Regions from separate parts of the Homo sapiens genome. Here region 1 is linked to region 2. A link is a loop called in an ENCODE intact Hi-C map of the cell type or tissue named here. Cell type or tissue: Caco-2. All regions are shown on one strand. Links, peaks and the distances in the headings refer to the core of each region. The heading gives the core; the rest is flanking DNA. Region 1 has its middle 16 kb from the start of LINC01559. Region 2 has its middle 180 kb from the start of GRIN2B.

The links. Hi-C counts contacts between places; a loop is a spot of excess contacts. Peaks named below come from ENCODE experiments on the same cell type or tissue, not always from the same donor. Only the 100,000 strongest peaks of a DNase experiment are listed, where the experiment ranks them.
Region 1: a loop joins it to region 2, with 13 times the contacts of the local background. A loop is called at or near these places in 18 of 110 quality-filtered maps.

What each region holds. Positions count from the first base shown.
Region 1 is chr12:13,352,480-13,368,882 of GRCh38, reverse strand. No RefSeq gene overlaps it. Among named protein-coding and RNA genes, the nearest start is that of LINC01559, 16 kb to the left of the region's middle. RefSeq lists enhancers at 1-482, 6,294-6,393. In Caco-2, for the core only: a CTCF peak has its summit at 6,435 (motif pointing left); a DNase peak (open chromatin) is centred at 6,452.
Region 2 is chr12:14,152,627-14,169,029 of GRCh38, reverse strand. No RefSeq gene overlaps it. Among named protein-coding and RNA genes, the nearest start is that of GRIN2B, 180 kb to the right of the region's middle. In Caco-2, for the core only: a CTCF peak has its summit at 1,817 (motif pointing right); a DNase peak (open chromatin) is centred at 1,829.

The sequences.
Region 1 (16,403 bases), core at 5,285-7,784, 810 kb after region 2:
AGAGAGAACAACAGATTAGTTTAGCCACTTATTAACTACATGACTTTGGGCAACTTGCTTACATTCTCTGTGCTTCATTTACCTTATCTGTGAAATGGAGATAATAATAGTGCTAATGTCAGAGTTGTGAGGATTAAATTAACTAATGTGTGAAGCACTTAGAGCACCTCTCAGACATAGCAAGTGCTGTGTAAGTGTTACTACTGCCTGCCAAGTACTGGAGCCAAACCTCTCACCCAGGCTATTAACACCCATAGGATGAAGAGACACTTACTGACTAGAGTGGATTTCTTGTCTGGGTGGAAAGGGCAAGAGGCACCTACACAGGCTGCCCACCTGCCTCACGCCCTTGGCTGCCCCTCCCTGCACCCAGTCCCTGGCAAGGCCAGAGAGGCTGCCACCACCACCCAGTGAAAATGGGGTGAAGGGAAGCTGAAAAGTGGATCCTGAGGAAGAGCTCACAGTGCTCTCAAGGGAAGTGGCAACAAGATAGTGGCACCAAGGGTGAGATGGAGGCCGATTCACTCTGCTTGTCACAGAAGGCCAGGCCGCTGCCTTTCTAAAGTGACCGTTCAGCACTTGACCCTCACCTTCATGATGGCTTTCACCACTTCAGGCCTGCTGCTCACAAAGACCATGGTGTCCCAGCGAGCGGAGTCCCGGCCATCCTGGCATCCTGTCTTCTTGGAAGGAGCAGGCCCAAGCACTGGAGCGCAGTGTAAATATGCCTGCCAGGGAACAGGATTCTGCGTTGGGCACTCATCCCAGCAGCTTCAGGCTCTCGGTTGTCACTGTTTTTACACCTGTGACAAATGACATGGCCAGTCACGCTACAGTGTCTGAAGAAACCTCTGTAGAGGAGTAGGACGCAGCAGATATGCTGTGGCCCAGACAGCAACTGCCAAGCAGATGGAGCCTGCACCCCCACAATTTGGCCAAAGACATACCGATACTCTCCATGAAAAAGATTTCCAGAAGCTGTGTGTCTATAACAAAGTCTTAACAAAAGAAACAACAACCACAAAAACAACACAAAGTCACCAACACTAAAGATTATTCTTGAGTCTGATTTGAAAACTAGGGTCAAATTCTGCAGAGGCATTCAACTGGCAGGATACCACCCTAACAGCCAGATCTATAGGTCCTCTCATCATGCCGGGGAAAACGCTCTATTCACCACTCCTCAGCTTCCGGTTCTGGCTTCAGAGTTCTCTCTATACTGGAGGAGTTTTAAAGCCAGAGGTGTCTTTACCTACTTACTCTTATTCACAGATCTAAATATGGAAGTCAAGAGAGGAAAGTGACATGTCCTTAGAGAAGAGTCCACAAGAAAACAAGACAAACAGCGACTGCGCCCCTAGTGTATACTGGGCATTGGCGAGCTACTGGGGACAGGGAGACAAAGAAAGCCTAGTTCCTTTTTTAAGGAGCTTAATCTAGGAAGGGAGACAGACTCTTTGCAGACTGGACCAGGCTTCCCTGCAGCAGAAGGAAACTTGAAATCAGGGTAATGAGCCTCAGCAGGGACGGGCCAGCACGCTGCTCTGAGAGGATCGTGTGTGGACACAGGGCTATGGCATGGCCCTGCGTCGACCTGCTAGCTGTGCTGTAGGGCCAGGTGGGGCCTGGAGTGGCCTGAGCTAGGGGCTGCTGTGAACTCTTTCCACTCCCCCAAGGCATCATATAAGTAATGACACTTTCTATTTGCCCAGCAAAATCAAGGACACAGTTTTCTAGAACACGGGATGGGGTGCTTCCCCTTCCCCCAGTCCAATGGACAGTCTAATCCGGTTGGTGGGCCTTTGTTCATGACTCACGAGCCACTAGCAACTGCAGGTAGAACTGCAAAGCCCCCAGGAGCCTCAGAGGGCCTGCTGCCTGCCACGACATGCCTACTCAGCTGCTGCTGGCCCACCTGTGGGCAGCAGCCCTAGTGATGTACAGAAGCCCGGGACTAGTGCCAGCAAATCTATGGATACCCTGCGTGATCTGGGCGTGCACTGTTGTGGTGGCCTCTACGGTCAGGAGGCAACATGTGGGGAGAAGGCCGGGCGCGATGGCTCACGCCTGTAATTCCAGCACTTTGGGAGGCGGAGGCGGGCAGATCACGAGGTCAGGAGATCGAGACCACGGTGAAACCCCGTCTCTACTAAAAATACAAAAAGTTAGCCGGGCATAGTGGCGGGCGCCTGTAGTCCCAGCTACTCGGGAGGCTGAGGCAGGAGAATGGCGTGAACCCGGGAGGCGGAGCTTGCAGTGAGCCGAGATCGTGCCACTGCACTCCAGCCTGGGTGACAGAGCAAGACTCCGTCTCAAAAAAAAAAAACAAAAAAAACATGTAGGCAGAGGAAGGGAGGAGCCGACCCAAAAGGATTTGGTCCAGGGTGAGGTCCACAGAAAGGCCAGAGCCAAGATGCGGCCAGCAAACACCTCAGGCCAGTGGTGGCCTCATGTTGCCCATGCCGGAGGCCAGTCCTTGATCGCTCCGAACCCTCTGCTTGAGGGTTCTAAATGAAATGAGCAGGTCATCCCGTCAGGATCTAAGTGAACTTCTGAAAAAAGCACAAAAAAGCAAGCCTCTTGAGCTTCCCCCAGTGACCGATACAAGGCACATCCCACACGCTTCACAGCACAGTGGAGAAGAACTGCACCAGGAACATGTGATGGGGCCTCAGCGGGAGCCCGCGGAGGAGGACGCCTACTGCCTGGATCTCGGCCAGAGAATTTGCAAGGTCCACAACAACTGGAACCGTGTGTGTCAGACCCGCGACCGCTACAAGATGTCCCAAGACTTGGCCCAGGAATTAAAGAAAGAGACTTCCAGTTTTCAGAGGGAAATCCTCTTCCATGAGAAAGCGGCCCAGATAGGCTGGATGGCTGCTTGCTGTGTCCACTGAGAGAGTGCTCCAGGCACTCCGAAAAGAATGACTACAACAGGCAGAAGCCAGCTGATTGTGAGGCCAAGTTCCAGCCTTTCCTGAGGGGCCCTTTGGCTCCTGAGGCTTGGCCCTCAGCCTACAGGGCCCCAGAAGTGCTAGGAGGACTGTGAGACACCAGGGTCCCCAGGAGACATGAGGGTCATGATGTGAGGGCTTGGGTCCAAGCACCTGTCAGGTTCTGTTTTCCCGGTAGCCGGGTGCTAAATGCCCAGAGACCCGGCAGAACATCAGCCGGTGCTGCTCCCTTTAAGGCACTTCTGACTGATCTCTTGTTAGTTGAGCTACTGTTCATCAGCTGACCCTGAAATTGCTCTAATTGAAGTTTGATAGATAATGTTAGGATTGTAAGGTACTATTTTTCAAATAAAGATTGTTTAATCTAAAAAAAGAAAAATATATCTAACACATTAAATCTTTTATTTAGGGATATTTTTACTTGGGGCCCAGTAAAGAAAGAAAAAAGAAATGCTTAAGTTGATTTAAAAAGAGAACTTCTACATTTCCATAAGATAATGGCAGTTGCCTGAATCTAAATTTCTCATACACCCTCCAAAACCAAATAGACAAGTGGAACAAATACAGCTAAAACCTGTGCCCACAGTAGCATAACTAGGAGACAGATTATAGTATATTAAATGATTAATGTTCAGCAACTATTCACTCTCTCCTTCCCCCCTAAGAATCTCAACCATCACCTCTGATATTAAGAGTGGGGATGTGAATTGCTTTGGCCAGTGGCATATTGAGAACTCATGCAGGCAAAAACTTGAAATGTGCCTGCATAGCTGAGCAAGTTCTTTTGTGCTCCTGTCTTTTGCCATGAGAAGAGTATGGTATGCCTCATTTAGCACCTGGTTCATAAAGGATAAGAGACATTTGAAGAGGACCCAAGTACAACCTGAGCTTGTAAGCAAACCTTACGAGCTAGATGAGCTAAATCCCAGTCAACGTGCAAAAACGTAAGTGAAAGATGAAGGTTTATTGTTTTATGCACCTGAGTTTTAGGGTTATTTGTTTTGCAGCAACGGCTGACAGATACAGAAATTAGTACCAGAAGTGAGATGCTGCCATAAAACTTAAACTATTTGGTATTAATTTGGGGGCTGAGAAGTTTGCAATAAGGAGATTGTCATATAAGAATGAAAAATAGCGATCTGTCTTATGCAGTGCCAAATGATTTGGGAAAATATGGCCTGCAATATCTTACAAGTCAGAATATTTACCTAATAAACATTAGTGTTGATTGAGGAAGTTTTGAGGCAAATCATTGAAAGTGTGAGCTGATCGCTAGTAGCTGCATTTGATAAGGTACTACATGAAAGAGATTCAATCAGAAAAATACTAACTGGTTTGCAAGCAATATTTAAAGGAATATTATAGGCTTGGAAAATAAAAGTGCTAATTAATAAATCAAAGGTGTTGCCATTATGACCACAACCTCAGTCAGAGAAAAGGCCAAACCCAGGGTGCTTCCAATAAAACATGACTCAGGATAAAGATCAAATAAAAGGTATGGCTATAATACTTGCTTATACCTCTAAAGAGATGAAGGTAACATCTGCAGACCTTTTTAACTAAATAAAGGGACAACTAGAAAGCTTGAACATGATTCCATAAAAGCATATTTTGTTCAAATTTGCTGCAATTTAAGTCTAGAAAGACACAGACATGTATCAAAAAGTATGTGTATGTGACTTTTGGCACTGGTGTTGATAGAAATCAAATAAAAAACCAAGAAGGAACTTTCAAAGGGTAGAGCCAAAAACAGTGAGGAATGATGGATTTAGGATTACTTCCACAGACATCACCAGAGCCTAATGAAGAAACATTTTTACCACCAGTGTAGTGGAATCTGGTATTTGCCCACCAGGATTTCATAATTTCTAAGAACCAGTATCTATGTGCTATGTGATGGCAGTTCTTGCCCTTTTTAAATTAGAATGTTTATTGAGGCCGAGAGCCATGGCTCACGCCTGTAATCCCAGAATTTGGGGAGGCTAAGGCGGGTGTATCACCTGACGTCAGGAGTTCCAGACCAGCCTGACCAACATGGAGAAACTCTGTCTCTACTAAAAATACAAAATTAGCCGGGCATGGTGGCGCATGCCTATAATCCCAGCTACTCAGGAGGCTGAGGCAAGAGAATTGCTTGAACCCGGGAGGCAGAGGTTGCAGTGAGCCGAGATCGCGCCATTGCACTCCAGCCTGGGCAACAAGAGTGAAACTCCGTCTCAAAAACAAACAAACAAAAAAAAACAAAACAAAGAATTTTTACTGAAGTTAACCTGTTTCTCTTCCACCATTATATATTTGGATATGTGCAGAGTGGCGGTAGATAACAACTTGCCTTCTCGGTTCAAAAGTCTATGTATCAAGAGGAGTCGCATATTTGATGTAGATCCTAAGATCCTAGATTTCAAGTGTTATGCCATGATTTGATAAGACTTTGAGAACTCTTGGGATGGAAGTGAGAATATTTTGAGTATGGGAGGTATGTAGATATTTATAGATAGAAAGGAAATCTATGGCAAATTATTGTTCAGCCAATATTCACTTTCTGTCTCTTCCAACTTCTATGGGGAAAACACTTTTCTGTCTCGTTGTTGAACTTGGTCATATGCCTTTGGTCTATGGAATGTTTTGTAAACAGATATTTGAAATGTATTCCTATAGAGGGGCTTATTTTCTTACACTCTTGTCTTTTGCTATGAATATAGCATGCATGGAGTAGGCACTAAAAGGGCAAGATGAGAGGCTTGTAGACTTGGACCCAACCCACAGTTTGTAACCAAGCCCAGCCTAGATCAGCCAAATCTCAGCAGACCCGAAGATGGATAACCAAGAAATGAATGCTTATTTCTACATGCCACTTAAGTGGTGTTTTTGCACAGTAATAGACAAAGAAAGGTACAAACTTTATTTTTCAGATAAGTGGGAAAATACACATCTGAAACCAGCAGAGCCACAACTGTAGTTCATGCCAGAGCAGAGTCAGGGGTTACAATAAGAAAGGGAGAGTACAATGTTTTTGAGATGGCATCATACATACAAATTTACCTCCAGAGAGGATCCCATCCTGAGTTGAGAAATACTGAGAAAATATCTGAGACAGTAAATAAGACTACCGACAACTGGGAATTGAAAAAAAGGGTGCTTGAGAGGATATAGCTTCAAATGTGGCAGCATTGGGAAGGCACTGTTTCTGGGTGAGAAGAAGACAACCTGGAAAGGAAGGACTCTGTACCACTTATCAGCTTATTGTCTCCCAGCTCTGAATCCACCCTTTCCTATGCAGCTTTGTAATACTGAAGCCAGACCCTATAGACGTTTCTCCTTTGCCAGCTGGCACACAAGGCTTTATCAACAGAGGGTGCTGACATTACACTTCAAGGTGATCACCACATGAACACACTTCTCTTCCAGGTTCTAGCCTGCCATTTTTTATTCATCATTGCAGCCTAGTGGCCCTCATGAACCAGCTCTGGCTGTGCCCTCAGGCTACTCTGTCCCCACCTAGTGACCACTTGTGACACAGGCAATGGGCTCCTTCCTTGGAAACTCCAGCTGCGCCTTCAACGTTCTACCTGCCTGGCAGCTGATTGTTGGTGGCTTCCATGAGCCACAGCAGCTCCAGCTATAGCAGGCAACTAGATCGCCACTTGACCCAGGCCTTCCAGCAAGCTTTGTCATTATAGGTAGGCTGTATGTTCCTCTTTACAAAAGTCTAAATCTCAGGCTTGTGAGGATAAAGGTGCTTTTCCAAGTTCTTTGTTTCTTTGCTGCCACTTTCCCTCAGCCCAGAAGTAGTAGCTGGGTTTTTTTTTGAACATACTACTTTTCGATCTCTGAGAGTCCTGTTTAATCTTTTTAAATCTTCAACTATTACTAGTTAAGAATTCTTTATATTAGGCTTTCCATTTCTAATCACTGTTGCATTCTTTAGTTTTCTGACTGGACCCTGACCGATGTAGTGTCCTTTAGAGTGGCTTGGGAGTAAAGGGAAAGCAGGAAGGAAGTAGTTTAAAATAAAATTTCTACTGAAGTAATAGAAGACACAATCAGAAAACCAGGACCCTTCCTCTCCCCAAAGAGAGATCATTTATTCAAGAAAGTATACTGCACTGTAGAAAAGAAAAGAGACTTATCTCCTCTCACACCTTTATATAAACGTCTGTGGTTGCTTCTCTGGAAAAATTCCAAGGCATTTTAATGTAAATGGAAAATATCAGGAGACATCCAAGCAAAGCTAATATAAGAAGAAAATGGAAAGTGAACATAAAAACATCTCATTAAAAAAAAAAAAAACCCTTCCGAAATATCAACCAGGAAGCAGAGGAAAACTGTATGTAACACAATGCTCCAACATGAATTAAATATCATTAAAGTAGCATTTGTAGGAGAAAGGTACCCTTCAGCCAGAAATTTAAAACTTGTAATAGAAATTGGCAAAACTGAAAATGACATAAGATGAGAATCGGCTGAACTTGGGGAAAGAAAAGCGAAAAAAAGGACAGTCTTCTCAGAAATGAAGACTAGATTAGAAAGCACTCAAGTGAAAATAGATTTTTTTAATATATCACATAAAATTGAGATGGGAAAACAACCAAGAAAATGAAAATAAAATAAAGAATTAGGTAAAAGATATTAGAGAGAAAGTGATACGTAGAAGATAATAAAGGAAGACCCAATGTGTGTGTAATGGAGGCTTCAAAGAAGAAAAACAAGACAGTAAACCAGAATAAAATTTTAAAACTATAATGCAAGAAAACTTTCTAGAAATAGGAAAGAATTAAATTTATATATTGAAGAAACCTACGGTGTACCTTGAAAATTTTGACCCCAAATGGCTAGCACTAGGACAAACCTAGTAGAATTATTAAAACACTGAATTTAATTTTTTAAAACATCTGGAACTCCAGACAAAAAGATGTGGTCATTTAAAATTAATAGATACCAGATTAGCTTCCAACTTCTCAAAAGCAATATACAAACTAACTCAACAGCGAAACAGCATTTCAGATTACTCAAGAAACATAACATTGGTGAATTCTATTACAAGTAAACTTTATCTCAAGACACCAAATTTTCTCCCCCACCCCCAAAAAAATATAATTAAAAGGAAAGGTTAGTAAAAGATTCTGGGAGGATCAGAAGACAACAGCATGTTGTTTCAATCTTCCTGAATCTTCACACTAAAAGAAAACAAATAGATAGTAAAGCCAAACATTAATGGAGAACATGAGGAGAACCCCAAATAACCACAAGCATTAATCAGAAAGCTTGGCAGACCAATTTGAGAACAACAGCTAAAACTAGGAGTGATTTTCCCCTCCCTAATCATGGATGAGTACAAGTGAACTACAGTAAGATCCCAAGAGAACTGAAAAGGCTACCTTTTATAAATTCTCAAAACTGGCTAGGTAGGAATCCCTTCCAGGAGAGGACCTCAAACTAAAGATAAACTCCTGGAATGGAAGTAAAATTGAGCAGAATGGAAGCAAATAGGGAAAAAAATATCTAGATGAAATTAGAAAACATTAACAGCCAGGAGACCTCAGAAAGCAAACTGCTGTTTTTTTTAACACTATACAAAAGCACAGAAGAGGGAGCTTTGTGAATTTAGAAAACCTATCTTGACTCGAGCACAGCTTTTTCTAAAATTTCTGGGAAATGAATTTTATATAAATAAGAGTATGAGAAAAAGACAGAGGTTAAATCCCACGCAAAGTAATTATTAGAAAAAATAAGAATAAAAAAACAGAATAACACCTTTTCCAGAAAAACATGCCCATAAACAGATAAAAACTTGTAACCCACTATTTCTAAACTAACTAAAAGACACTTAAAACATGAAAAAGGAAATGAAAGAATAACATAAATGAAAACTACAAAAAACTTAGAAATCAGGTCACAGAACACAGGAAAAAAATTACACATAAAAAAATCTCAGAAATGAGAACTAAACAAGAAAGAACACATGGGTGAATAAATACAACAGATAATTCTTCAAGAGAAAGTGAAAATAAGGAGAATGTTTAAAACAGAAATGAAGAAAGACAAAAAAATGAGATAAAGAGAGAAATACTGAAAATAAACAAAGAAAATACAGCACACAGATAATAGGCATCCCTGAAGAAGGAAACCAAAGCAAACAAAGGGAACATAAAAAATACAAAATAAATTATAATCTAAGGAACCTTCCCTGTAATTAAAAAATACTAACTACATATCAAAGGAACACAATGCATATCTGAAAATAGCAATTCAGCATAACCACAGACAACACATATTCATACAATTACTTGACTTTAAAAGAGAAAAAATTATTTGAGCATTAAGTAGGCGGAAAAAGCAAATAACTTGTAAAGGAAAGAAAATTAGATTGTCAACTTTTTGCAAGCAATGCTGTATGACAGACAAAAAGACCATATCACTTACAATGAATGGATTCCAAGTTACCCTCCATCTTCTCACATAAAACAACATACAAAGTGACACAATAATGAAGCAACCTTTCCAATACATTCAAGAAGCTGGAAACTGATGGATTTTATTGCACATATGTTATATCTCAATAAATCTATTTTTTAACTTGTTTTTAAGTTAGTAGAAGACAATGGAGAAACACTAATAATACACTCAAAGAAAGAAAACATAACCCAAAGACTTCATATCAAACAAAACTAACCTCTAAGTGCTCTAACTAGAGCACGAATATTTAGCAACATACAAGAACTCAGGGAATATTGTTCTGATGAACATTTCCTGAGAAATCTACAAAACAAATTTTAGACCACTAAAATGTCTAGAGATACTTCTGTACACAGATTGGAATAGTAAATATATAATTACTTGAATGCCTATGACTAAATAAGTCCTGAAAAAGAAAAAATAGAGTATGAAATGGCTTTAACTCTGACAATATAGATATAACTACAGAAAAATGAAGGGGCAAGAACAGGGAGTACATACACAAAACAACTTCAACCCCTCTTAGAAATTATTTTGATGGTAACATTTATATTAAGTGTTTAGGTCACCCTTTAGAGATGGGATGGATCCCCCTCCCAATTAATAGGTCAAATGTTGAGATGGGTGTTGCCACACACACATCAAATCGGTATGAAACGGTTTCTTACATCATGAGGCTTTCTGTGCTATGCGAGGCAGGCTCCCAGCAGGTCCAAAACTGTCCTGAGGAAGGAAGGGGGGGAACTAGCTTGGAGTTTTATTGTGGTTGGGGGTGAGGCTGAGATGAGGATTCCCATGTGTGGTCTGGGGCTTGCATGGTTTGAACTCTCCACTAGTGTCAAGAGAGGGAGTATGCAAGCTTTGTTATCAGTTTGCCCAGAAGAGAGGCAAGAGGAAAAGACAGAAGAAAGGGCTTAAAAGCTGTCTGCAGCCAAACATCAAAAGTAGAGTCACGCTCATTATTGCACTGAGATTGGTGTATGTGTAATGTGAGAAAAAGAAAATAAGTAACATGGGATTTTCTAATTCTGGTATTTCCTATGTCCTTAGGAAACAAAATTATCAGTGTAGAAGAAAGGAGATCTGTAACATAGACAAGGTTAAGCAGACTCTATAGTCCTGAATTTGAATTGGAAGTATCAGTATGAATTCATGTGATATTTGTAAATTTATATTTTTAAACATGTAACAGAATTTATTTATTTCCTAACTCTATCCACAGAAAATGCCTGCAAACTATGACCAATACTGCAATAATAAACCTCCTTAATGCCCAGATTATGGTCTTAAAATATCACTTTTCACTTAGAGGAACAGAGCTTTTGGAGAAATAGTAGATTCTAAGTCTGAGGCAGGAAATCACAAGATAATCTTGTAATATTTTTCATTCCAGATAGCAAGAAAACTATCAAACACTACTAGGGTCATAGCAAAAGAACTCAGGAGCCAAACCAAGTAAGTTCCAGTGGGCCAAAGATAGAACATTTTGAGTTTTATTAAATGTAATAATTGTAATAGATGTAAATCCTTCAAATATGTTTAAATCTATGAATTTATCGTAGTAAGAAGAAATTAGTTACTTGCAAAGAATGAAATAATAGAATTAGAATATCATCACTGTAGAATGGCTAATGAATGAATGGATTTAAGCTTTGAGGTCGACAGATACTACGTGCCTCCTCTCACTGAAAGAATTCAACCACACTTAATAGTTTTGTCAAATGGATTGAGCCTGTGTCTATCAAGCCTCTGGATCCAATTGCTAATTTACAGAAAATATGGAGGACAGAAGAACATGTTGAACTGTACTGTGAGCATACGATCAGCAAAATCCAGACTGAGCAAACCTCCACAAGACAAACAGCCAAGATCTATAGCAAGTAAATTGCAAGTAAAAAAGACAGAGGGAGATCCTGTAGATCAAAAAATACTTAAAAGACATATATTTTTATAAGGAACAACTCTAAACTACAGGATTCAGAAATGTACATTGGGGTAATAAAACTAAAATGAAATGCAAGGGAAAAAACTAAAATGACATATCCAAAAATCAAAAGAGTGGTTGCTTGTAGGAGAAGGGAGGGGTTCTGATTGATAGAGGGCACATGAACAGGGTTCAGAGGTGGGTAGCAAAGTTCAGTTTCTTGCCCCGGCTGGTGATCACCAAGGTGTTTGCCTCCATTCATCCCTATGTGTGTTTCTGGAGTTTTCTGTATCTCTGTTTTATCTTTTAATAAAATGTTTTTTTTAAGGGGGGGCAGGGTGAGTTAAACAGATATTTAATAAATAATTACTCAGGTGGCAGCTGAATTTGGCAAAAGTTACGAAGGTACTTGGCTGACCAGGATTCAAAAAAACACTAGAATAATGTTGAAGAGCTTGGGCTCTGGAAAGCCACAGAGGTCTGTTCGCATTCCCATTCTATTGACTATCAGCTGTGTGATCTCTAAGCCTCAGTGTCCTTATCTATAGAATCAATATCATGATAGTAACACCCTCAGGGTGGTTGTGTAGCATAAATGAGATAATCCATATAAAGCACTCCACAAGGTGCATGTCACATAGTAATCACTCAGTACCTGTTGTTGTTAGGAATATTAGAGGCTTCTAATTGTCTAGACATCTTTTTCATGGACCACTAGGGACTTCTGCGAGGCCTCTTTCCACTTCCATTACAGCTCTCTGAGTTATTTTTCTTTGCTGCTCCAATTATAGTCCTGAGAAAATTCTGACTTCATTTCTTTAAACACTAAGTGCTTTGGGATACATAGGGAAATGAAAAGTGTTATAGATTTCCAAATTATATTAAACCAATTTAACTTGCTGCCCAGCTGCCACAGGGACCAGCATGGCAGTAACTGCTAGGGACCAGAGAATTTTTGAGAACTCAGTTAGCCTGTGGCTGGTACACCTACCACTTCCCCAGGTATTCAGAGACGATAGTTATGCTAATCCTCCAGCTTGAGTGCATATTTGGAGATGTAGCCTCTGAAGCAATTATCCTTCTCAGCATACTTCCCACTGATACATGTGTCCATATATATATATACACACGTATATATATGTAAACTTTATGGTCTGTCTGAATTCATCAGCCAGCAGCTCCAATGAATGCCAATTTCTTACTGACCTGTCCCGCATCATTGCCTTTTACGCAATTCTAGCAGCAGGTAGGGAGATGCCCTCTGGAATGGAGTGCTTCAAATTAGTTTTAGTGCCCTTTAGCCTAAGGTATATGTTGAGCAGGGAGTAGAAATGTTCCTCTACTTTCCAAGCATCTCCTCCCTCCATGCCCCCACCATTCGGGGCTTAAACATTCTATTCACATTTCTCTTACCTGAATTTTCACAACCAATGAAACTCACCCGTTCTATTTCAGACATCTTGCTTTGCTTTTAAAATCTGCATAGTGCTTTCATCCTCATCATTTCAACCGTCAGACAAGTGTTATTAACCTCTTTTGGTTTTTACAAGGAACCTGATCTCCTAGTGAGATCACATGTAGTACAACTTGCCCAGAGCCTCACGTGTCCGAGCTGAGACAGGAACAGACTTCTCCCCATTACATGTGCCATGTCTGCAGTTTCTTTCCATGATGTCCTAAAGACACTGCCTTCTCCTATGGGAAAGGCATATTTGTGATATGTGATATATTTTGCTTATATATAAAAAATGCGTGATATATTTTACTAATGTATTTGTCTGCTTATGAATCTATGTATGTTTTTGTTGGTTTATTTTATATAAATTAGGATGCTATTTCTTATATGTGTTTGAGAGAGAATAAGTATATAATTAAATACAACAGTCTAAAATAATTATGAGTTAGTCACATTTTTAACAAGTGATACAATGAGATTTGCAAGAAAACGTCATTACAGAAAAAAATGGAGATTTACCTCTAAAATCTACTATCAAGTATGCTTTTTTCATCTCTTCTTAGGACAGCTTTCATTCCATTTTTAAATCCATTTGTAATGACATATTTTTACATTTATTTCAAATGTTCAGAAAAGTATGAAGGCTAATATCATGAACATTTGTGTACTGGCTATCCAAATGTTAACTTTTTCTTCATATTTGCTTCAGAAGTTTTTCTTTTTTGAAATAAAATATTTCAGAAAAGATTGGAGTTTCCTGGTTTCTTTTGTCTCATTCCTCTCCTTCTAACCCCAGAACAGAGCAAACCACTATCCTGAAGGTGTTTTTGTTTTGTTTTGTTGAGACAGGATCTTGCTCTGTCTCCCAGGCTGGAGTACAGTGGTGTGAGCATAGCCCACTGTAGCCTCAAACTTCTGGGCTCAAGCAGTCCTCCTGCCTCAGCCTCCCAGTAGCAGGGACTACAGGTGTGCACCACAGTGCATGGCTAGTCTTTTGCTTTTTTTGTAGAGATGGGGTCTCCTCATATTGCCCAAGCTGGTCTCAAACTCCTGGCCTCAAGCAATCCTCCTGCCTCAGCCTCCCAAATCATGGGGATTACAGAAGTAAGCCACTGCACCTGGCTCTATCTTTTCTTTTAATGTTTTAAAATATTCACTGTACATGTATTTATCTGTAATCAACATTCATTCAAAAATAAATAATACACAAATATATGTAATAATGGATAATGTTTTAATCTTTACACAAATGATGTTATTATCCTATATATATATATTACTATACATCTTGCTTTTTTTGCCCAACATCATGTTTTTGAGATCAATAATAGATGAGTTTAATATGTTTTCATGTGTTGTGTTTACTGACATATTTGAACTTATTTCTATTTTATTTTGTGTCTTTTGTTTTCCATACTTTTCTGCTTAATTTTATTCCTTTCCTTGACTTTCATCAAACTAATATATTTGTCTATAGTCCTACTTTTCTTCATTTGCTGGTTTGGAACTGTAGATTAGTTTTCTACTCTTCTGATATTCCAAAAATTTTAACAATCATATTTAATTGTACATTTTTAATAAAGTCTAAAGTTATTATTTTTATCCTAGATTATTTGTCTACTCTTCTGATATTCCAAAAATTTTAACAATCATATTTAATTGTATATTTTTAATAAACTCTAAAGTTATTATGTTTATCCTTTTTAATAAGACAAAGATTTTTACCGTGCTTTAACTAACTACTAAAAATCCTCCACCACCACCAATTAGTCACAGATATAAAATTTCAGTTACACAAAATGGGAAATTTCAGGTCAAAGTGGCATTGAAAATTGATTCTTTGAATGCACACCATGCAGCACACTAGCATGGCACATGTATACATATGTAACTAACCTGCACATTGTGCACATGTACCCTAAAACTTAAAGTATAATAATAATAAATATTTTTAAAAAAGAAAGAAAATTGATTCTTTGAAGCCTCCCTTTTCTACACATGGGAAATTCTAAAAAGAGAGAATTTCAAAAGCAAAGCAATTTCAAATTAAAGTCCTAGAGATTTATTGTACAACAGAGTACCTATAACTAACACAAAGTACCATATTGTATCTTAAAAATTTGCCAAGAGTGAGGAATACTTGTGTTTTTATCACGCAAATTAATAATAATAAAGAGGACAGGAGGAAACTTTTGGAAGTGATGAATATGTTCATGGCATAAATTGTGGTGTTGGTTTCATGGCTATATACTGATCTCCAAACTCACTATATTGTATACATTAAATATGTACAGCTTTTTGTATGTCCAACATACCTCAAGCAGATTTTACAAAAATATCCCCATTGCCAAATTTATTTCCACCTTTTTTACAAGCATTATTAATGTTTTGTAATAACTCATAGTCAATTTGACTAACCAATATATTGTACCAGTTTCTGAGTTTATATTGTTTCTTGTCTTTTAGCTAAGAGTTTCTCAACAGTGACACTATTCACATTTTAAACGAGATAATTCTTATGGTGGAGTGTCCTGTGCACTGTAGGATTTTAGTGGTATCCCTCACCTCTACCCACTAGACAAAAATAACATCTCCCAAATCATGACAATCAGAAATGTCAAGTGTCTCCTGAGGGAGAATTTTTTCCCAGTTAAGAACCACAATTCTGGCCAGGTGCAGTGGCTCACGCCTGTAATCCCAGCACTTTGGGAGGCTGAGGCAGGTGGATCACCTGAGATCAAGAGTTCGAGACCAGTCTGGCCAACATGGTAAAACCCCGTCTCTACTAAAAATACAAAAAATTAGCCAGGTGTCATGGCGTGCACCTGTAATCTCAGCTACTCGGGAGGCTAAGGCAGGAGAATCACTTGAATCCGGGAGGCAGAGGTTGCAGTGAGCCAAAATCGCACCACTGTACTTCAGCCTAAGCAACAAGAGCGAAACTCCATCTCCAAAAAAAAAAAAAAAAAAAAAAAAACCCAAGTTCTAGATGGCATAGGCCTTTGGTAGTAGTTCTACTAGCAAGGACCGGGGACTGGGGGCAGGTATGAGTAGCATAAGCTCAGTTAGTTGCCCTCAATGTTGAACATTTTTATACCTAGATTTTTAAAAATTTATTGAATCTTCATTTTTTTTCTCAGAACGTTGAAGATATTATTACTTCACTGACTTTTTTATTGTTAATGAGTGGTCTGCTAACCATGTAAGAATATTCCTTCTTTGTGAAGGGATCTGGATTTTTTTTTTCATCTCTGGTAGATCTAAAGGCATCCCTTATATGCCCATTATGCGCATTTTCAGTGTGAGGACCCATGTTTTCTCAATTCTGGAAAATTTTTAGCTATCTCATCTCTCTCAATATGGGTTCTCTGTTATTTCCTCTGCTGCCTTTTGGAATTCCTATTACAAATGCTATTATCCACAGCTCTTAACTACACTTTTATATTTTTATTTGCTCTAATTTGGATGTCTTCCTTCCTAATATCTTCTAATTGACTAATTCTCTCTTTGTGTCCAGTATAGGATTTATCCTGTCTGTTAAGATTTCTCCATTTCAATTATCATTTTTTTACTTCTAGGAGTTCTGATTTTGTCATTTTTTTGCTCTTTTTGC
Region 2 (16,403 bases), core at 359-2,858:
ACTTTGAGAGACCTTGGAATTATTGTGAGGGAATGGAAATCCAAATGAAAACTTATATTTTCTCAATCACTACAGTAAAATACAGTAAAAATACAGTAACTGGCACATGAGGGTTTCCATACTTAAAAGATTGGGAATGGATTTTAAACTAGTAGTGTTCACCCTGAGCTGGAAGCGCTAGTTTCATATTCGTATAGTATCTTGTAATGTACATAGGTCTTTTACTTACACTAATTTATTATATTCACCATAACTTTGTAGGGTAAGATGGGGAGGTATCACCATTTTTCAAATACAAAACTGAGACTTAGGCTGTGACTTGTATATGGTTTCATGACTTGAATCAATTCAGTTGAGAGAAGCTTGCAAATTCCATGGATCTTAATTCAGTCCTTTATACTACAAATACTTTTTCCTTGTGGAAAAATTATATCCAGAATGAAGGATAGGGAAATATGGGACTATAAACAAAATATATGCTTCTTAGGAACCAACAAAAAGGAAGAACAGGGCTAGGAGCAGGGCTGGGTTCATCTGTTGACAGCGGTGTTACAAACTAAGGGATTCTGGAAGTCAGACTTGGTTATGAGATTGAGCAAAGGTACATTATGGCCAACCTTAAACAGGTGTGCTTTAACATCTAACAGATCCTCCTCACTCTTTAAAAAGTGCTTTCGGTTTTGCATTCAAGAAAGACCCAAAATTATTTTGTTGATTTATTTTGAGAACAGATATAGGAGATAATTTAAAAGATTATATTCCCAAGGTCTCAGATTTAAGAATGAACTTTGAACTTCCATCTAAGTACCAAACAAAGGAGCATATGTGACACACATTTAATTAAAAAATTGAGTGCCTTTCTTGAATCACTAGAATATTTATAGCTCGATGGTGGTTCACTCCTATAATCTTAGTTCTTTGAGAGGCCTACATGGGAGGATTGCTTGAGTCCAGGAGTTTGAGACCAGCCTGGGTAACATACTAAGACTCCATTTCTACAAAAAGTAAAAAAATTAACCTGATGTGGTGGAACACGCCTGTAGTCCCAGCTACTCGGGAGGCTGAAGCAGGAGGATTCTTTGAGCCCAAGAGTTCCAGGCTGCAGTCAGCTATGGTTGCATCACTGCGCTCCAGCCTGTGCAACAGAGTGAGACTATGTCTTAAATAAATAAATAAAATAGAATATTTACTCTCTAGGCAGTAGCATGGCAAAGAATACATAATTCCTGCAGGGAAATCTGTATCTATCAGACTCAAATTGTGTTAAAGTAGCCTTTAAAAATTGATCATAATCTCCTATTTAGCTCAGTTAAAAGGGTAAGAAGCATCGACCCACAGAGAAATGGATATTCTATGGAAGTCTTCCAAGTAGCTAATAGAAATAACTATGGTTTATTGATTGTTTATTATGGATGAAGTAGTCTATTAAGCACTCTATCCATCTACTATCTATCTATATTAATTATTACAAAATTTCTAGTAAGTATTCACAATTAACTCAGTTTTTACAAATAAGTGCCTTAAAGCTTAAATAAGGTAAATGACTTGTCCAAAGTCATATAGGCAAAATGTGGTAGGAGGCTGAACAAGATTTTGCACTCAGAGACACCTGAACTTAAAATACATACTCTTAACCTTATGCTAGGTACTCCTAAAATGAGCTATATACAGTGTTTCTCAGAAGTCTTTGGAATTCAAATCAACGTCTGGCTATCGTGAATAACTTGTCTGACTTTTTAGCTGTCAATTCTGTAACCTCGATCCAAACCAAGAAAGTTTGGGTGCATTCTCTCTAGCAGTCACTAGGTGGAGCCAGTGCACTAAAAAGCCATCAGGCTTTTTGGGGACCAGGCAGGATTTATTCTAGGAAGTCAGGGGAAGTCAGCAAAGGCTGGTTTTGATTGGAAAAGTGCTAAAAAGATTACTCCCTCTGACAGCTGGCTTTTTTTCTTTTCTGGATAATGTAGATGAAGAGGAAGATGAGAGATCTCCGGAGGTGTAGAGAATTGCTAGAGCCAAGAGTTATGTGGGATGAATGCATAATCAACCAATTTTGTTCTTTCGCAGGAGTGGTTTCAATAATCTGATGTGTGGCTGGGTTGTGGGTTGTGGAAGCAAAGCACAATAGCCCCCTGCCCTGTGTGGTCTGCCTTCCCTTAGAGACCCCAGGCTTTCACATTGTATAATACTGGGCATACGCAGTTGGCCCCACGTCTAGTTTCTCAAATGGTCTGACTAAAATGACAATAATGATGATGATGATAACTGTTATTATGTTAACAAACATGTGCATGGCACTTTATTGATCCCTTTCAGTTGCATTTGTTATTGAGGTGAGTGGATCTTCTGGCAGGGGAATAGAACTTCATGGGATAAAGGGAGGGGATAAGGGCAGGATGAGATTTTCCTCTATGTCCAGGAAGAGTTCTCCAGAGAAACAGAACGAAAGGATCTCTCTCTCTCTCTCTCTCTAAATATATATATATATATGCCTATATATATATATATATGCACCTATATATAAATATATATAGGCATATATGTAGATATATAGATGCCTATATATAAATATATATGCATATATAAATATATAGATGCCTATATATAAATATATGTATGCATATATATGTGTGTGTGTATATATATACTCCCATGATAGGCAAGTACAAAATCCATAGGGTAGACCAGCAGGCTGGAGACCCAGGGAAGAATTGATTTTTGCAGCTTGAGCCTAAAGGTAGTTTGCTGGCAGAAAATTCCGTCTTCCTTAGGGGATCTCAGTCTTTTTTTTTTTTTTTTTTTTTAAGGATTCCAACTTATTAGATGAGGCCCTCCCACATTATGGGGAGTAATCTGCTTTTACTCAGAGTTTACTTATTTAAATGTTAATCTCATCTAAAAATACTTTCACAGAATCTCCAGATGTGTTTGAGCAAATATCTGGGTACAGTGGCCTAGCTAAGTTGACACATAAAAACCAACCATTGTAGGTAGATAACAAATTCTATGCTGGGCTTGAGGGGAAAATAGAGTTCCTTTTGCTGTCTTTGGTAGGGTTCAGAGCTGTTAATTTCTTTCTTTTTTTTTCTTGTTTTTGAGACAGGGTCTTGCTGTATCACCCACGCTGGGGTGCAGTTGCATGATCTTGACTCACTGCAGCCTCCTCCTCCCAGGTTCAAGCGATTCTCCCACCTCAGCCTCCTGAGTAGCTGGGATTGCAGGTGTGTGCCACCATGCCCAGCTAATTTTTGTATTTTTAGTAGAGATGGGGTTTTACCATGTTGGCCAGGCTGGTCTCGAACTCCTGGCCTGAAGTGATCTGCCCACCTCAGCCTCCCAAAGTGCTGGGATTACAGGCACATGCCACAGTGCCCAGCCCAGAGCTATTAATTTCAACTCTAGCAGAAGCAATGTACTCACCCTCTCTCTCGTCCCTGAAAGCTTGATGAGTTGGCAATGCTATTCTGGATAATCATACAAGATGTTTTTATATAAATATATAAAAAATCAGAATTCTATAAAGCATGACTTCCAACCATATCATTCTGTGTTCTGATTATAAGGTGGCTCTGAGATTTCTTAAAAAATATTTTTTTCTTTGTTTTTTTTTTTTTTTTTTTTTTTAGAGACAGGGACTTGCTCTGTTGCCTGGGCTGGACTATGGTGGCACAATCATGGCCCACTGCAGCCTCAACCTCCTGGGCTCAAGCAGTCCTCCCACCTGAGCCTCCCAAGTAGCTGGAACTACAGATGTGAGCTTTCATGGCTGGCAAATTTTAAAAACTTTTTATTTTGTACAGACAGGGTTTCACTATGTTGTCCGGGCTGGTCTTGAACTCCTGGGCTCAAGGGGTCCTCCTGCCTCTGCTGCCCAAAGTGCTGACATTATAGATGTGAACCACTGCTCCTGGCCCTGAAATTTCTTTTTTATAGAAGTACTTTGAAAAGGCATTGAATGAATAAAGTGCCTTTCAAGTAAAGTGTAGAAGCATCCAATGTTATTTCTGAAAGTGTCCCTAGAGATGGTATGTTTTGGATTTCCCCATTTTACAGATAAATGGAGACATAGAAGAATGAAATGACTTATTCAAGGTCATATCGGTATTATTTATTTATTTATTTATTTATTTATTTATTTATTTTTTGAGACAGAGTCTTGCTCTGTCACCCAGGCTGGAGTGCAGTGGCACGATCTCGGCTCACTGCAAGCTCTGCCTCCCGGGTTCACACCATTCTCCTGCCTCAGCCTCCTGAGTAGCTGGGACTACAGGCGCCCGCCACCATGCCTGGCTAATTTTTGTATTTTTATTAGAGATGGGGTTTCACCGCGTTAGCCAGGATGGTCTCGATCTCCTGACCTCGTGATCCGCCCTCCTCGGCCTCCCAAAGTGCTGGGATTATAGGCGTGAGCCACCACGCCCGGCCGGTCATATTGGTATTTAATGAGAAAACTAGGACCAGAACCCAGGCCTTCTGCCTGCAGTTTCATCGTGCTTCCTGTTGCAGCATGCTGCCACCATATAAAAGTGCAAGGATAATCACTTGGACTGCAAATGCCCAACCAGCTGTGCTGAGCAACATGTGTCTAAACAGGCCCAACCGAAACAGGAAATGCCAGTCTTGAGTGGGGGAATGGTTAATCAAAGAGAAAAATATGAAAATGCTGAATCCCAATCCTTCCCAGTGAAGTAGAGATACTAACTTGAATAAACCTCTGCTAGAGTGTGGCAAAAAGTGGGAGGAAAATGATGGAGGCTTAGGTTCCCGTAAGCCTTAGGTTTAGTGATGTCACTGTACTATCTGAGTATAGTCCTATCACATCTTAACAAGTGGCTTTGTGACCTCAGCAAACTGAGATATCCCAGGTAGACACTACTACAAAAGTCATATATATAAAAGAATAAAACAGTTTCTGTAATTAATTCTACAAATAAATCTAAGTGGAATCTACAGATTGGAAGCAATGGAGGCCTAATAGGTTTCTTCAGCCAGGGGATTTTGGCACTCCAAGCTGGCCGCCAGGAACCCTATTTAGTAAGTTGGGGGAAATAACAAAGATGACATTGGAATTAACATTTGGGCTCTTGGAGAAAATGTTGCCATTCAAATATCTTGCAGTTATTAGCCCCAAGGGAACTAATTAAAAAATGCTATAAGTGAGAGACCTAAAGGGGATGGAGAGAAAAGAGATGCCGCTAACAAAGTCATAAAAGTAGTGAGGAAAGAGTAGTTCCCTAGCAGGGCGCGGTGGCTCATGCCTGTAATCCCAACACTTTGGGAGGCCGAGGCGGGCGGATCACGAGGTCAGGAGATCGAGACCATCCTGGCTAACATGGTGAAACCCCATCTCTACTAAAAATACAAAAAAATTAGCCTGGCGTGGTGGCGGGTGCCTGTAGTCCCAGCTACTCAGGAGGCTGAGGCAGGAGAATGGCGTGAACCTGGGAGGTGGAATTTGCAGTGAGCCGAGATCGCACCACTGCACTCCAGCCTGAGCGACAGAGGGAGACTCCGTCTCAAAAAAAAAAAAAAAAGAGTAGCTCCCCATATTAAATCAAACATCGTTGGCTGGATGGAAGGGAGAGCAGTGTGCAGGCTAGTGAGTAGAACCATGAGGTCAATGTAACAGTGGTGGTGTAGAGACAGGATTAATGACAGTGGTAATGGTTGGGGCCATCCAACGTCAGCAGGAATTGGTTAAGTACAGCACCACCTGCACATTTTTGTTCACCAAATTCAATTTGATTAGTTGGAAAACATTTACCGAGTTCCTGGTATATGCCAGGTGTAGAGTGCAATTTTTTTTTTCTTTTTTTGACGAAGTCTCGTTCTGTCGCCCAGGCTGGAGTGCAGTGGCACTATCTCTGCTCACTGCAAGCTCTGCCTCCCAGGTTCACACCATTCTCCTGCCTCAGCCGCCCGAGTAGCTGGGACTACAGGCGCCCGCCACCACGCCCGGCTAATTGTTTGTATGTTTAGTAGAGACGGGGTTTCACTGTGTTAGGATGGTCTCGATCTTCTGACCCTGTGATCTGCCTGCCTCAGCCTCCCAAAATGCTGGAGTTACAGGTGTGAGCCACCGTGCCTGGCTGAGTGCAACATTTTTAATGCAATCCTAGAGAGAGATTTAAGATACACAGGAGCTACACAGAGAAAGGATGTTACATTTATTGGAGAATGAGACAGTATAAGAGAAGGTGGTCTAGATGTATTACTGATCTGGGTTTTAAAGAATGAATATGCATTTTCTTTTCTTTTCTTTTCTTTTTTTTTTGAGATGGAGTCTCTCTCTGTCTCCCAGGCTGGAGTGCAGTGGCGTGATATCAGTTCACTGCAACCTCTACCTTCCGGGTTCAAGCTGTTCTCCTGCCTCAGCCTCCTGAGTAGCTAGGATTACAGGCGCCTGCCACCACACTCGGCTAATTTTTTGTATTTTTAGTAGAGATGGGGTTTCACCATGTTGGCCAGGCTGGTCTTCAACTCCTGACCTCAGGTGATCCGCCCATCTCAGCCTTCCAAAGTGCTGGGATTACAGGAGTGAGCCACCGCGCCTGGCCTATGAATAGGCATTTTCTTTTCTTTTCTTTTTTTCTTTTTTTTTGAGAGGGAGTTTCACTCTTGTTGCCCAGGCTGGAGGGTAATGGCGCGATCTCGGCTCACTGCAACCTCTGCCTCCCGGGTTCAATTGATTCTCCTGCTTCAGCCTCCTGAGTAGCTGGGACTACAGGCGTGTGCCACAACGCCAGGCTAATTTTGTAATTTTAGTAGAGACGGCGTTTCTCCATGTTGGTCAGGCTAGTCTTGAATTCCTGACCTCAGGTGATCCACCTGCCTCAGTCTACCAAAGTGCTGGGATTACAGGTGTGAGCCACTGCACCTGGCCTGAGTAGGCATTTTCTAAGTAGACAAGAAGAAGAAAAACATGTGAAACAATGGAAACAGTAAACATACATTTTTACCGATAGGTATTGTTATGTAACAACCACCCAAAACTTAATGGCCTGAGACAATGGCAATAATTTATTTTGGTTGTGAATCTGTAATTTGAGCAGAGCTAGGCAGGAATGGCTTATTTCAGTGGAGGCAGCCGAACTCGGGCCTGGGGAATCCACCTTCACATTGATTTACTCACAAGTTGGTCCTGTCTATAGGTCCTGGCTATAGGCTGGGAGCTCAGCCAGGCTTGGGACTGTGGGAGGTCCTTACAGCATGATAGGATGGTAGCTGTTTTCAGGAGTGAATGTTTCAAGTACTTCAAGCAGAAGCCATATCACCTTTTATGATCTGGCCTAAGAAGTCACATAGCTCATACGTGAAAAAAGACCATAGTCTTTTTTTTTTTTTTTTTTTTTTGTGAGATGGGGTCTTTCTCTGTTGCCTAGGCTAGAGTGCAGTGGCATGATCTTGGCTCACTGCAACCTTCACCTCCTGGGTTCAAACCATTCTCCTGCCTCAGCCTCACGAATAGCTGGGATTATAGGTACATGCCACCATGCCCAGCTAATTTTGTATTTTTAGTAGAGACAGGTTTTCACCATGTTGGCCAGTCTCGTCTTGAACTTCTGACTTCAGGTGATCCACCTGCCTCGGCCTCCCAAAGTGCTGGGATTACAGGCGTGAGCCATCGCGCCAGGTCTATAGTCTTAAACTAATCCAGATTCAAGGATTGAGAACAAAGACTCCACATCTCAATGGGAAGAGCGTTAAGTCACGTTGTAAGGAGATATTACTGTGACTACCTTTGGAAAATACAATCTGATATAGGCATGTGAGAGTGAAGTATCATGGCCTGTTCAAGAAATACATCATAACACAGGTATTTTTCTCCTCCTCCTCTTCCTCCTCCTCTTCTCCTCCTCCCCCCTCCCTCTCCTGACCCTCTTCTCCTCCTTCCTTTCCTCAAACAGTAAACAAGCTAAATTATCTTACGTTTATGGGAGACAAGGATTCACATAGTAAGTCAATCTAGGTAAATCTCTCAAAATTTTGGAACCAATGTTTTATTTTTTAAGTAAGAATAATCTCACTTCTTTTACCTACTATCAGCATGCTTTTGAGGATCAAGTGAGATAATCCCTGTAAAAATTACTTGAAACTGATAAAGCACAATTTATGTTTATTTATTCAACCATCTACTCATTTATCTACCTAACCACCATCAATTCATCTCCACTCATCTGTTCTTTCATTATCGAATATATATTAAACATCTACACTGTGTCAAGTCTTTTACTATGGGGTGGGCCCAACGTAAGTAATTATTGGTTCTCTGAGGAGTATTCCTAAATGTAGTTTTTTGAAGTAACGCCAGTGAATTAGAATCTCTACACTCTCAAAAACGTTTAACTGGTATATGCAAAGTAACTGGTCACCAGAGGCAACTGTCTTATTTTAATGTTCAAATTTTCTGTTTGTTTCACCTTCTTCGTTAAATTTAAACTCATTCTTCAATACATTCTCAGAGAAGTTCTGCTTTCTACAATAGCAACACAAATAAGCTCAAATAACCTGCTTTATTAGATTTATCACAAGTAACTTATCTGCTCTATTTGGCCAGAATTGTAGGTTGGTTATCACAGCATTTTCTTAGTGTTATATATTTTTCAGTGGATGTCTTCCAACATATTATTGGGTTCATATTATAGTACAGCATTACTCAGTTTATAAACAAATTAAGAATTAATTACTTACATTTTATTTAAACAACAGTCTTGTAGACGTGTAGTATGAGTTATAGCAGCCAAGATAGCAAATCCTACAACATTCTGTTGTCTTATTAATTACCAAACATCACCTATATCTAACATCAAACAAATCCCTCATTTATAGATTATTAAAATTCTACGAAATTTTATTGTGGTTCAATTTGTCTAAGATCTCCATATGAATAAATCTTTGCCAGAAGAACCTCTATGCAGGTGTAACGTACAGTGGCTAATGGCATGACTTTAGAGGAGTAAGATAGAATGGTATTTTTGTTTGTTTGTTTGTTTGTTTGTTTGTTTTTTGGAAACAGGGTCTTGCTCTGTTGCCCAGGCTGGAGTGCAGTGGCATGGTCATGGCTCACTGCAGCCTCAAATTCCCAGGCTCAAGTGATCCTTCCACCTCAGCCCCCTGAGTAGCTGGGACTACAGGTGCACACCACCATGCCCAGCTAATTTTTTGTAGAGGTGGGTTCACTGTTATGCCCAGGCTGGTCTCAAACTCCTGAGCTCAAGCAATCCACCCACCTTGGCCTCCCGAAGTGCTGAGATTACAGGTGTGAGCTGCCAGGCCCGGCCAAGAGTAGATTTTTATTATGATTCTACACATACTTGCCGTGTGACCTCGGGCAAATTATTTAACTTCTTTAAGTCTTCACTTTTCCATCTCTAAGATGTATACAATGTTACACATTTATAGAGCTGTTACTAAGAAAATGAAAGAAATAATGCATATGAAGCCATTGGTAAAATTCCTTGCATAAGGTCTCCATAAATGTTGGTTTTAGTGTCTATGTTATTTTGACTAAATTGAGGTGAAGAGGTACTATATAGTTCTTTTTTTCTTTATGTTTGAACTTATAGATTATTTGTGATAATATAATTTGTATATATTTCATATAAAATTAGGTTCAGCTGTGTTACAGAGGCCTAAAATGACAGTGGCTTTAAAAATAGAGATTTTTTTTTCCTTTTTCAAGTAGAAGGAGGTAGGCTGACCAGGGCTGGTGTGATTTTTCTACTTTGAAAATTTTCCAAGAATTCTGAATTCTTAGTTGCGCTTCTGTCATCTTGAGGCTGTGACCATTATCCTCATGATCCCAAACGCTAGCTATAGCTCCAGTCACTAACTTCACATCTTAAGAAGTAGTGTGTAAGAATGCTTGAAGAAGAAAGTGGATGGGGAAAGCAAAGGGTATTAGATCATGGCTTTTAAAGGAGGTCTCCAAACTACAGGGTGTCTCCATGTATATTCCATTGTCTAGAATTAGTCAAATGTTCAGACCTAGCTGCAATGCAGGATAGAAAGTGTATTCTTGATTCTCAGTGGACATTTGCTCAGCTGAGAATTGCAAATCTATTTGCAAATCTATAAAAGAATCGGTAGAAAGCATACTGGGGGACACTGGCACACATCTCCACATTATGCAACTTGTTTTTAAAACTGACTCAACTCATTGTGGTGTAAATCTGAATGATTGATTTGTCCAATAACTTCCACCAACTTTTCTCTGCCAAGTCACCACTTTCTCTTGGGAACCAGCTCCCTTAATGGTAGTTCAGTCTGATTTCTTTTACTTTGGTCACTTTGGGCTATTCAGAATAGTCTTGTTTCAGTTTGTGAGCCCTAGTCCTCTTCATTTTAAAACATTATCTTAATCTGTTCCTGCTGCTATAACAAAATACTGAGAGTGGATAATTTATAAATAACAGAAATATGGGCAGGCGCAGTGGCTCATGCCTGTAATCGCAGCACTTTGGGAGGCAGAGGCAGGCAGATCACAAGGTCAAGAGATTGAGGCCATCCTGGCCAACATGGTGAAACCCCATCTCTACTAAAAAATACACAAATTAGCTGGGGATAGTGTCACGTGCCTGTAGTCCCAGTTATTCGGGAAGCTGAGGCAGGAGAATCGCTTGAACCCAGGAGGTGGAGGTTGCAGTGAGCCGAGATCACGCCACTGCACTCCAGCTTGCTGACAGAGCAAGACTCCATCTCAAAAAAGAAAGAAGAAAAAAGAAAAACGGAAAAAGAAATATATTTTTCGCAGTTCTGGAGGCTGGGAAGTCCAAGACCAAGTTGCTGGCAGATTTGGTAGAAAGTAGAATTGCTCTGAGAATGTATTCAATAAAGAGTTTTAAATTTAGTAAAGGAGAAACAAGCAGAAAATTTGAATATTAAAATAAGACAGTTGCTTTTGGTGACGAATTACTTTGTATATACTGGTTAAACATTTTTGAGAGAGTGGAGATTCTACTTTCTACAGTAGCAACACAAATAAGCTCAAATAACCTGCTTTATTAGATTTACCACAAATAACAACATATCTGCTCTATTTGGCCAGAATTGTAGGTTTGTTATCACAGCAATTTTCTTAGTGTTATATATTTTTCAGTGGATGTTTTCCAACATGTTCTTGGGTTCACATTATAGTACAACATTACTCAGTTTATAAGCAAATTGAGAATTAATTATCTACATTTTATTTAAACAACAGTCTTGTAGATGTGTAGTATGAGTTACAGTAGCCAAGACAGCAAATCCTACAACATTCTGTTGTCTCATTAATTACCAGACATCATCTATACGTAACACCAAACAAATCTCTCAGATTTGATGTCTGGTAAAATTTCTCTCTCTGCTTTCAAGATGGTGCCCTGTTGCTGCATCTTTTGATGAGGACAAACTCTATGTCCTCACATAGCAGAAGAGAAGAAGGGGCAAACTCACTTCCTCAAGCCCTTTTGTAAGCACAAAATCTCATTCATAAAGGTGAAGTCCTTATGACTTAATCACCCTCCGATGGCCCCACTTTCTAATACCATCACCTTGTGTATTAGCTGCTAACATATGAATTTTGGAGGGATGCATACATTCAAATCATAACAAACATCTGTCTGATGCTTAATTCAAAGCTCTCTCACTCCTCTCTCCAGTTCAGGTTTCAGGGGCCTAGAGGAAGGGAGTGAACCCTCTTTAATTATCAGGCCCAGTGAAGCATTGAATTGTGACAGTGTGTGACAGCAGTCATGTTTCACTTCCCTTTGAGCTAAATCATTTCATCTTAAAGCCACCTGCTCTGTGGGCTCTAGAGTAACTGATGCCAAGTAGCCATAAAATGCATTGCACTGGACATCATAACTCATACACTGTAGTTCAACAACGTAAAGCCAATCACTAACCAATGTTAATTCCATAAATCAGTGAGAATTCCTGTCTAACAACTTTGTATCTGCCCACTCCTTCTCCCCTTTTGCCTTTAAAAACCTGCTTGTAACAAAGACTAAATAGAAGCACTCCTCAAGGCAGCTTAAATGTGTGTCCCAGGTAGCCATCCTCAACCTTGGCGCAAATAAACTCTCTATGTTAATTGTGCCTTTATTTCTTTCTTTAGGTCAACAGGGTGGCTGTCATCACCTGCTCTTTCCATCTCCCTCCTTCCTCCATTGCTTACCTCCCTGAGACTGAGTCAGGAACAAGGCTGAGGGATGCAGATGGTGGCACCTCCCCACGTTTCTTTTAATCATTCTCACTGTCTGGCTGGTTGCTTGAAGGGTAGTGGTTTGCCACTGGTAGTACTGGGAATGACTTTAGATGCTCCTGATAAGGCTCCATCCCAGGTGCTCTGTTGGCATTGGTATTGAGGACATCTGTCCTCCAAGGTTCCCTACTGAGGGTCTGCAGCAAATTGTAGAATCCATCTTCTGCATGCCTCAGGAAACAGAGACCCAAGGGAATCATCTGTGCCCCTCCCCCATCGAGCTATACCCCTGAGTCCTGCTCCTTGGTGCTCCTTCTCTTGCTCTGGGGCAGGTCAGCAAGCCCAGTGGCCTTAGGCGGTGGCTTCTTCTCCTCCTCCTCCTCCTTCTCCTTCTTTTTCTTCCTCCTCTTCCTCCTCCTCTTCTTCCTCTTCCTCCTCCTCCTCCTTCTTCCTATATGTTTGCATTATTTAATTTTTAAATTTTAACTTTTATTTTAAATGTGGAGGGTGCATGTGCAGGTTTGAACCCAGGTTGTGAGCATAGTAGCCAATAGGTAGTTTTTCAACTCACACACCACTCTTCCCTTGCCTCCCCTCTCTAGTAGTCCACAGTGTCCATGTTTGTCCGTGTGTGCTCAATGTTTAGTTCCCACCAATAAGTGAGAACAAGTGGTATTTGGTTTTCTGTTCCTGCATTAATTCACTCAGGATAATGACCTCCAGCTCCAACCATGTTGCTGCAAAGGACATGATTTCATTCTTTTTCATGGCTGTGTAGTATTCATTCCATGGTGTATATGTACCACATTTTCTTTATCTGATCCACCATTGATGGGCACCTAGGTTGATTCCATGTCTTTGCTATTGTGAATAGCACAGTGATGAACATACCAGTGCATGTGTCCTTTGGTGTAATGATCTACTTTTCTTTGGGTATATACCCAGTAATGGGGTTGTGGGGTCAGATGGTATCTCTGTTTTAAGTTCTTTGAGAAATCTCCGAACTGCTTTCTATAGTGGCCAAACTAATTGACATTCCCACCCGCAGTGTCTAAGTGTTCCTCTTTCTCTGCTGCCTTGTCAGCATCTGTTGTTTTTTGACCTTTTTTTTTTTTTTTTTCTTTTTGAGAGGGAGTCTTGGTCTGTCACCCAGGGTGGAGTGCAGTTGTGCGATCCCAGCTCACTGCAACCTCCGCCTCCCAGGTTCAAGCGATTCTCCTGCCTCAGCCTCCCAAGTAGTTGGGATTACACGTATGTGCCACTATGCTCAGCTAATTTTTGTATTTTTAGTAGAGATGTGGTTTCACCACGTTGGCCAGGCTGGTCTCGAACTCCTGACCTCAAGTGATCCGCCCGCCTTGGCCTCTCAGAGTGTTGGGATTACAGGCGTGAGCCACTGCGCCTGGCCATTTTTTGACTTTTAATAATAGCCATTCTGGCTGGTCTGAGATAGTACCTCATTATGGTTTTGATTTGCTCTTCTCTGATGATTAGTGATGCTGAGCATTTTTCATGTTTGTTGGCCTCTTGTATGTCTTCTTTTGAAAAGTGTTCATGTCCTTTGCCTATTTTCTAATGGGGTTATTTGTTTTTTGCTTGTTGATTTGTTTTAGCTCCATATAGACTCTGAATATTAGATGTTTGTGAGATGCATAGTTTGTGAATATTTTCTCCCATTCTGTAGGTTGTCTGTTTACTCTGTTGATAGTTTCTTTTGCTGTGCAGCAGTTCTTTAGTTTAGGTCCCACTTGTCAATTTTTGTTTTTGTTGCAATTGCTTTTGGGGACTTAGCCAAAAATTATTTGCCTTAGGCTTTGTTTTTTTTTTTTTTTTGAGACAGAGTCTGGCTCTGTTGCCCAGGCTGGAGTGCAGTGGGGTGATCGCGGCTCATTGCAACCTCTGCCTCCCGGGTTCAAGTGATTCTCCTGCCTCAGCCTCCAGAGTAGCTGGGGCTACAGGTGTGCACCACCACACCTGGCTAATTTTTGTAATTTTAGTAGAGACAGAGTTTCATCATGTTGGCCAGGCTTGTCTTGAACTCCTGACCTCAGGTGATCCACCCTCCTCGGCTTCCCAAAGTGCTGCTGGGATTACAGGCATGAGCCACTGCACCCGGCCACCTTAGGCTTCTTAAACATACAACTGGGGCAAGCCATGCCCCTCTTCCCTTCTTTTTTTGCTTATTGTGGTAAAATATTTATAAACAAACATTGCCATTTTAATTCTTTTTGAGAGACAATTCAGTGGCCTTAACTACACTTATGATATTGTGCAACCATCACTATTACTTATTTCCAAAACTTTTTTTTATCACCCAAACAGAAACTCTTTACCCGTTAAGCAATAACTCCCATTTCCCCTCCCCCAATCCTCTGGTAACCTATAAACCATATTGTGTCTTTTACGTAAGTGGAATTTCATACCAGTGGAATTTGTCTAGCTGATTTCACTTAGCATAATGTTTTCAAACTTCATCCATGTTGTAGCATGTATTATAAGTGGATTCTTTCTTTTATGGCTGAGTAACATTCCATTCTATGTATATACTACATTTTGCTTATCCACATCTTTTGGCTATTGTGAATAATGCTGTAAAGAACATTGCCATACAAGTATTTGTTTGAGTCCCTGTTTTTAGTTCTTTTGTGTATATACTTAGAAATGGAATTGTTGGGTTTTGTGGTAATTTTGTGTTTATTTTTTGAAGAACTGCCAAACTGTTTTCCATAGCATCTGCACCACTTTATATTCCCACCAGCAATGTACGAGGGTTCTAATTTCTCCACATCCTCACCAACACTTATTTTCCACATTTTTGATTATAACTGTCCTAGTAGGTGTGAAGTGTGTCTCTTGGTGGTTTTGATTTGCATTTCTCTGATGACTAATGGTGTTGAGCACCTTTTCCTGTGTTTATTGGCCATCTGTGTATCTTCTTTGGATAAATGTCTATTCAAGTCCTTTATCCATTTTTTAATTGGGCTGTCTTTTCTTTCCCCACTCTCTCTTTTTTTTTTTTCAGCTACCATAGAGAGAGGAGAAAGAGGAAGACTTCTCTTTACTTTCTTAAGCCTGTGGTGTCTCTCTCTCTCTTTTTTTTTTTTTTGAGATGGAGTCTCGCTCTGTCACCCAGGCTGGAGTACAGTGGCACGATCTCGGCTCATTGCAACGTCTGCTGCACGATCTCTGCTCATTGCAACCTCTGCCTCCTGGGCTTAAGCCGATACTCCTGCCTCAGCCTCCTGAGTAGCTGGGATTACTGGTGTCCACCACCATGCCCAGCTAATTTTTGTGTTTTTAGTAGAGATGGGATTTCACCATGTTGGCCATGCTGATCTCAAACTCCTGACCTCCAGTGATCCACTAGCCTCAGCTTCCCAAAGTGCTGGGATTACAGGCATGAGCCACCTCTTATGGCTGTTGGCTGGTCAATCAGTTCAGGTTCTCTTGCCCCTGCGGTGGGGGCGTGGGTAGTGATGTAAGGCTCAGAGCAAGAAATAGGCTTTAAAAACTGTTCCCAGTAGGCCACGCTTGGTGGTGCATGCCTGTGATCCCAGCACTTTGGGAGCCTGAGGCAGGTGGATCGCTTGAGCTCAGAAGTTCAAGATCAGCCTGGGCAACATAGCGAGACCGCATCTCTACAAAAAATACAAAAAGTAGTTGGCTGTGATGGCATGCACCTGTAGTCTCAGCTCCTCAGGAGGCTGAGGTGGGAGGACGGCAGCCCACGAAGTCAAGGCTGCAGTGAGCTGAGATTGCGGCACTGCACTCCAGCCTGGGTGACTGAGTGAGACCTTGTCTCAAAAACAACAACAACAACAACAAAACCCCATTCTCAGTAATCTCCCCTAGAGGCTCAAAAAGATCTTAATCCGATCTTACACAAATCTGTTTCATTTATGCATAGAATAATTCAGTCTTAGAACAGGAAGGAATCATGGAGTTTATCACATCCAACTCCATCATTTTACAGCTAAGGCCTCTCTCAGGTCCTTCAAGGTGAAGTAACTTTGCCCACTAATTTACCATCTTAAAACAGATTTTTAAAAAATGCCTGACTTATGTGTCACTCGGACTGGCTGCAAAAGTATACCTTCTTTTTTTTTAAATTTTTTTGGAATCTGGAAGAGGAACACATTACAGATATGACCTATTTCTGATCTCCCTTCTCCATGTGACGGTGGCAGTTTTTGGGTGAAAATATTTTGTCAGCGGCTCT